Regions from separate parts of the Homo sapiens genome. Here region 1 is linked to region 2. Evidence: chromatin loops called from intact Hi-C (ENCODE). Cell type or tissue: GM12878. All regions are shown on one strand. Each heading gives the region's core, and the rest is flanking DNA. Links, peaks and the distances in the headings are about the cores only.

Region 1 (2,917 bases), core at 169-2,668, 63 kb after region 2:
TTGCAGCCATTAAAACTACATTTTTTTGGCCGGGCGCGGTGGCTCATGCCTGTAATCCCAGCACTTTGGGAGGCCAAGGCAGGTGGATCACCTGAGATCAAGAGTTCGAGACCAGCCTGGCCAACATGGCGAAACCCCATCTCTACTAAAAGTACAAAATTAGCCCGGCGTGGTGGCACGTGCCTGTAGTCCCAGCTATTCAGGAGGCTGAGGCATGAGAATCGCTTGAACCCAGGAGGCAGAGGTTGCAGTGAGCTGAGATCACACCTCTGCACTCCAGCCTGGGTGACCAAGTGAGACTTCGTCTCAAAAAAACAAACAAACAAAAACCTTTTTTTCCTCTCAAATCTTTTGATCCTGAATTAATACAGAATCTTATTCAAGTGGATGCTAACTCCATTGTGTGGAACTTTTTTTCTTTTCTTTTTTTTTTTTTGGACAGAGTCCTGCTCTGTCGCCCAGGCTGGAATACAATGGTGGAATCTCTGCCTACTGCAACCTCTGCCTCCCGGGTTCAAGCAATTCTCCTGCCTCAGCCTCCCGAGTAGCTGGCATTACAGGCCCCCGCCACCACGTCCAGCTAATTTTGGCATTTTTAGTAGGGACGGGGTTTTGCCATGTTGGCCAGGCTGGTCTCGAACTCCTGACCTCAAGCGATCCCCCTGCTTCGGCATCCCAAAGTGCTGCGATTACAGGCGTGAGCTACCGAGCCCAGCCTCTTTGGGACATTTCTTCTTTTCTAAACATACAGCAGTGGTGGTGAAAATATAAAATGAAGATATAAAAAGGCATAGTGATGCTCAAAACCCAAATTAGGGTCTGTGTAGACTGGGAAGCAGCACTTGGACAGAGACAGATGAGTGAGCTGAAGATCCAGGACTGTGGTTGTGGGTCGGAGTTGGGCTCTGTCGGGATAAATCGCTCCGCAGAAGACGGGCTAGAGTCTGCTCACCATTGAAGGAAAGGCCAGTGCGGTTTTTCTGCCCCTGAAATGTTATTCAGAACTCCTGCTGCTGACACTTTACCACTCAGGTTTCTGCGACAGTTGGGTTTCTGTGGACCTGAAGAAGAGGGAGGACACAGACTCACAAGCCGGAACGGCATGCGACGAGCCCCCCAGAGGCCCATAACTGAACTGCAGTGTCTCCAGCCGCGCCCTGTGCAATGATTTGGTTCTGCATTGCGCCCCCTAGAGGTGAGTGGAAGCAATGTCCAAGCTGTGGGCAAGTAGGATTGAGTACCCGAAGGGAGTGAAAGCAAAAAGCAAAACGCAAAAACAGCCAAGGAGCCTGCAAACCAAATATTGAGAATGCATGAAGAAATGCAATGCCAAGAAAGAAAACTGCAAGATCATCATCAAGTAAATGTGGGTCAGATAAAAATAATAGGACAATCTGAAAGAAGACTTTCACATAAATATTTAAGGTACTTCAAGGGAAAATTAAGAGAAATATTCTAAAAAAAAAAAAGTAAAAGGTAGAGAAAAAAATGTAAGACAAAATAGGCATAAATAAACCAACTATGGGTAAACATGAAAAATAACTGATTAGAAATATGAAAAATAAAAATCATAAATATACCTTAAGAAATTGGATAAAGTATATTGGACATAATTGAAGGAGAAAATTAGTTGATGAAACCATTCATGCAGAAATAGTGGATAGATGGAAGGCTTTCCCCATGTATTCAAAAGAAGGTCCAGAAAAGAAAATGGAGGGAAGAGTAGAGAAATTATATTTAAACAGTGACTAGCTAAGGCTTTCTCAGAATCAAGTTCAAACACAAGTTTTTAAATTAGGAGAGGGCTGGGTACAGTGGCTCTCACCTGTAATCCTAGCACTTTAGGAGGCTGAGGCAGGAGGATTGCTTGAGCCCAGGAGTTCGAGGCTGCAGTGAGCCATAATCACATTACTGCAACACTACACTCCAGCATGGGCAACAGAGTGAGATTTTTGTCGCAAAAAAAAAAAGTAAAAGTTAAAACATAAAATAAATTTACTAGAAGGGTAGTTCAAGTACCAAGAATAATGAAAAATAAACCAAAATAAGACACATTATAGTAAAACTAGGAAAATTTAAGTTACTGGGAAAAAAGATTACCACATATTAATAACTGAAGTTATTATCAGCAAAGATAGATGCATAGAGTGAAATAGTATCTTAAATAACCTTAAAGGCCATAATTATTAGCCTAGTGTTTTATACCCAGAGAATGAGGGCTATACTAAGAGTTGGCCACAGATGTCTTCTTAATTAAAAACAATACTGGTTGGGCATGGTGGCTAATGCCTGTAATCCCAGTACTTTGGGAGGCCAAGGCAGGCAGATCACAAGATCCAGGGGTTCGAGACCAGCCTGACCAACATGGTGAAACTCTGTCTCTACTAAAAATACAAAAATTAGACGGGCGTGGTGGCACATGCCTGTAATCCCAGCTACTCAGGAGGCCAAGGCAGGAGAATCGCTTGAACCTGGGAGGCGGAGGTCGCAGTGAGCCAAGATGGCACCACTGCACTCCAGCCTGGGTGACAGAGCGAGACTCCATTTCAAAAAGAAAAATAAAAAATAAAATAAAAACAATACTAACAACAAAAAACTATTAAAGGATATACTTCAGCAGGAAAAAATCTGAACCCAAAGAAAAGGCATTGAGATACAAAAATACTGTAAATATGGAAACTGATAAAATATTTTGGTGAGAATAATATGGACTATGTAAATAAAATTATACCTCTAAGCAAGAAGAAAATGAAAGAGCAGAAAAGCAATAATGAAGCAAATAAAAAGTATGGTGATCAGGAAGATCAGGAAAAGAAAAAGCAAAGAATGAGAATAAGAAAATAGAAACAATTCCAGCTGTGTAAATAATCACTAACGGTAGACAGATTAAACTCACCTTTTAAAGAGACTGAAATGA
Region 2 (2,889 bases), core at 1-2,500:
TTTTCTCTATTTGGCACTTTCTAGGGATTGGTCTATAAATTTTTTGAAAGATCATAGGATAAATTTCTTTGTAGCAACTTCCTATTTTAGTGTTTATGTTAGGGGAGCCCCAGGTGTCCCTGCTGATACGCCATTAGGGCCACTTCTCAGCCTCTGGCTACATCATAATGCTTTTTTTTCTATCTTGCCAAAGTTTCCAGAAAATTTATGTTTTCTAATTTTAAAAAAATTGGTTGTGGAGATGGGAGTGGACCTCTTTATAAGCCCTGAAAATAAGTGATTTTTTTTAAGTGCTATTCTGCTATAAACCTGATTCTCACTTTTTTCTGTAGACAACAGTTTTTTATAATATATCTATTTTGTGTGGACATTATTTCCTTTTAACCAATACTGAAATTCCATAGTGTATACTTTCTCCACATTTTCTTTGATTAATACTTTCTTAAAATAGACACTTGGATTGGCACCAGCTGTCACCAATAAAGCTGCCCTGAACATTGTCAATCAATCCTGTTAACCAATTTGAGAATTTTTCTGGAATGCTTAGTTAGGGATGAAATTGCTGGGTTATAGGTATGAGTATGCTTGATATACTTTTCTCCAGAATGTCTACACCTGTGTGTACACCACATCTCCAGAGATAGGGGAATCTTATGTCCCTGCTAACTGCTCTCGTTATTTAATTTTCTGACATTTGCCGCCGCCGCCGCCCCCTGCCCCCAACACACACATGGTATAAAGTGGTAGTTTCTTGTTTTAAATTGAACTTTTGAATGATTTGAATTTGGGCATTTCTTTGTATCCTGAGTTATTTTGGTTTCCCGTTATGTGAATATCCTTTTCCTATGCTTTAACTACTTTTCTAATTTGTCCCTTTTTTTGGTTATCAAATTCCAGGCCATTGTCTATTCCATCGTCACTTTTGGGTATTGGAAACATCTTTCCATTCTGTAGCCTGTCTGTTGAACATAAATCTTGATTTTTATGTAATCAGATTTTTCTCCTTACGGTTATGTTCTTGGAATTTTATTTAAGAAATCTTTTTCTATCCTGAGACCACAAAAATGTCCCCACCATTTTCTTCTGTTTCATAGTTTTGCCTTGTATGTTTAATCCTTTAAGGCATGTGTAGTTCATTTTATATGGTGTGAAATAGTTCTTATTCATTTATTCAACACATATTGGTGGAGTGCCTGCTGAAGGTAGTACTCTTCAGAGTACTTTGTATATATTTGTGAACACATATTCTTGCCCTGGAAGCTTATGTTGTCCTTCAAGGTAGATCCCTACTCGGTTTCCACCTGTTTTCTTCAGCCCTCAGGATGAATTCCACAATTTTACACATAGCACCAGTTAAGGAATAGGCTTTATTGGAGAAAAGGAAGGCTTATTAGACCAGCATCAGCAAGAAAAAAAAAAACCAAAAACAGAGGGTCTTCATTTCTTCATCATCCCCAAAAAAGCCTGCTGGAGCCTGCGCATTCTGCTAGATATGCACGTGAACAGAATCTGCGCAGTCGGCTAGATGTGCTTGTGAACGGAGCCTGCGCAGTCTGCTCCATATGCATGCGTCCATCCCAGTGGAGAACCTTACCCTTTTATTGTTCGTCCTTAAAGGGCAAGCCTGAGAGCAACCTTAATTACGTGGGAAAAATTAGATCATTTTGTATCAGGCAGTCTAGATTTGGGTGCCAGCTATTTGTCAGAAAACCAGCTACCCCATAGTTGGAGATATTGAGAACTTAGGAGAGTTATAGCCCTTTCTAAAGTGGGAAGGGAGACTCAGTTTCTTAATGCTAGTGTAACAAATTATGCAAATTTAGTGGCTTAAAAACACCACCTGTTTATTATCTTACAGTTTTGGAGTCAGAAATATGAAGTAGGTCTCTGGGCTAAAATGAGGTGTTGCCAGTGCTGTTTTTCTAGAGCCTTCGAGGGAGAATCCGTTCCTTGTCTAGCTTTCAGAAGCTACCTGCATTCCTTGGCTCAAAGCTCCTTTCCTCCATCTTCAAAGCCAGTCACAGCTAACCGGCAGATCTTCACATTGAATCACTCTGGCTCTCTCTTCCAATTTCCTCTTCTACTTTTAAGGACCTTCTACTTTTATTTATTTGTTTCAAGAGATAGGGTCTCGCTGTTGCCCAGGAGGGAGTGCAGTGGCACGATCATCATTGACTGCAGCCTCGACTCCTGGTCTCAAGCGATCTTCTCACTTCAGCCTCCCAAGTAGCTAGGACAACAGTTGCACACCACCATGCCTGGCTAATTTTAAAAATGTTTTTATAGGAGACAGGTTCTTTTTATGTTGCCCAGGCTGGTCTTGAACTCATGGGTTCAAACAGTCCTCTCTCCTCGATCTCCCAGAGTATTAGGATTACAGGCATGAGGCACCGTATCTGGCCCTAGCTGCGTTTTAAAAACGATCACACTCTGGCCGTTGTATTGACTGAGAATAGACTGTGAGGGGACAAGAGTGGACACAGGGACCCCCTTTAGGAGATTGTTGCAGTACTCCAGGTAAGGGGTGGTGGTGGCTGTTGTACTGATATACGCAATACAGAGCCTATATTTGGACAACCATGGTTCATCCCCATCTGGAATGATACCTACTTAGGTTGATACACCAAAACTGTGACATGGAGCCACAAGTGGTTTAGCCTCACCTCTGAATAGCGTTCGTATGAGATGGAGCTCAAAATAAGATTGCTCTATGCAAAGCATTTGAATGCAGTGCCTGATGCTCGGCGAGTAATGGTTAATACAAATGAACATTTAAATTCTTCATTTAGTGAAATCTTGTAAGTGGGAGCACAACTCTTTTGTAAATGTCGAAATACCAAATTTAGTGGAGCGTTCCTTTTAAAGGTACGCCTCTTTTTAGATGTGGTA

What was found. Peaks named below come from ENCODE experiments on the same cell type or tissue, not always from the same donor. Only the 100,000 strongest peaks of a DNase experiment are listed, where the experiment ranks them.
Region 1: it touches region 2 in a loop (4-fold over the local background); 13 of 110 quality-filtered maps call a loop at or near these places.

The regions. Positions count from the first base shown.
Region 1 is chr21:25,800,562-25,803,478 of GRCh38, forward strand. It overlaps LOC105372757 (a long non-coding RNA gene), which reads right to left. Exons shown (of 3, transcript XR_937622.2): 2 at 953-1,061. Among named protein-coding and RNA genes, the nearest start is that of GABPA, 67 kb to the left of the region's middle. In GM12878, for the core only: a CTCF peak has its summit at 1,171 (motif pointing left); a DNase peak (open chromatin) is centred at 1,160.
Region 2 is chr21:25,737,516-25,740,404 of GRCh38, forward strand. The region is part of intron 1 of GABPA (GA binding protein transcription factor subunit alpha); the gene reads left to right. Among named protein-coding and RNA genes, the nearest start is that of GABPA, 4.0 kb to the left of the region's middle. In GM12878, for the core only: no CTCF peak of the experiment used is centred there; no DNase peak of the experiment used is centred there; H3K4me3 peaks cover 1,930 bases; H3K27ac peaks cover 988 bases.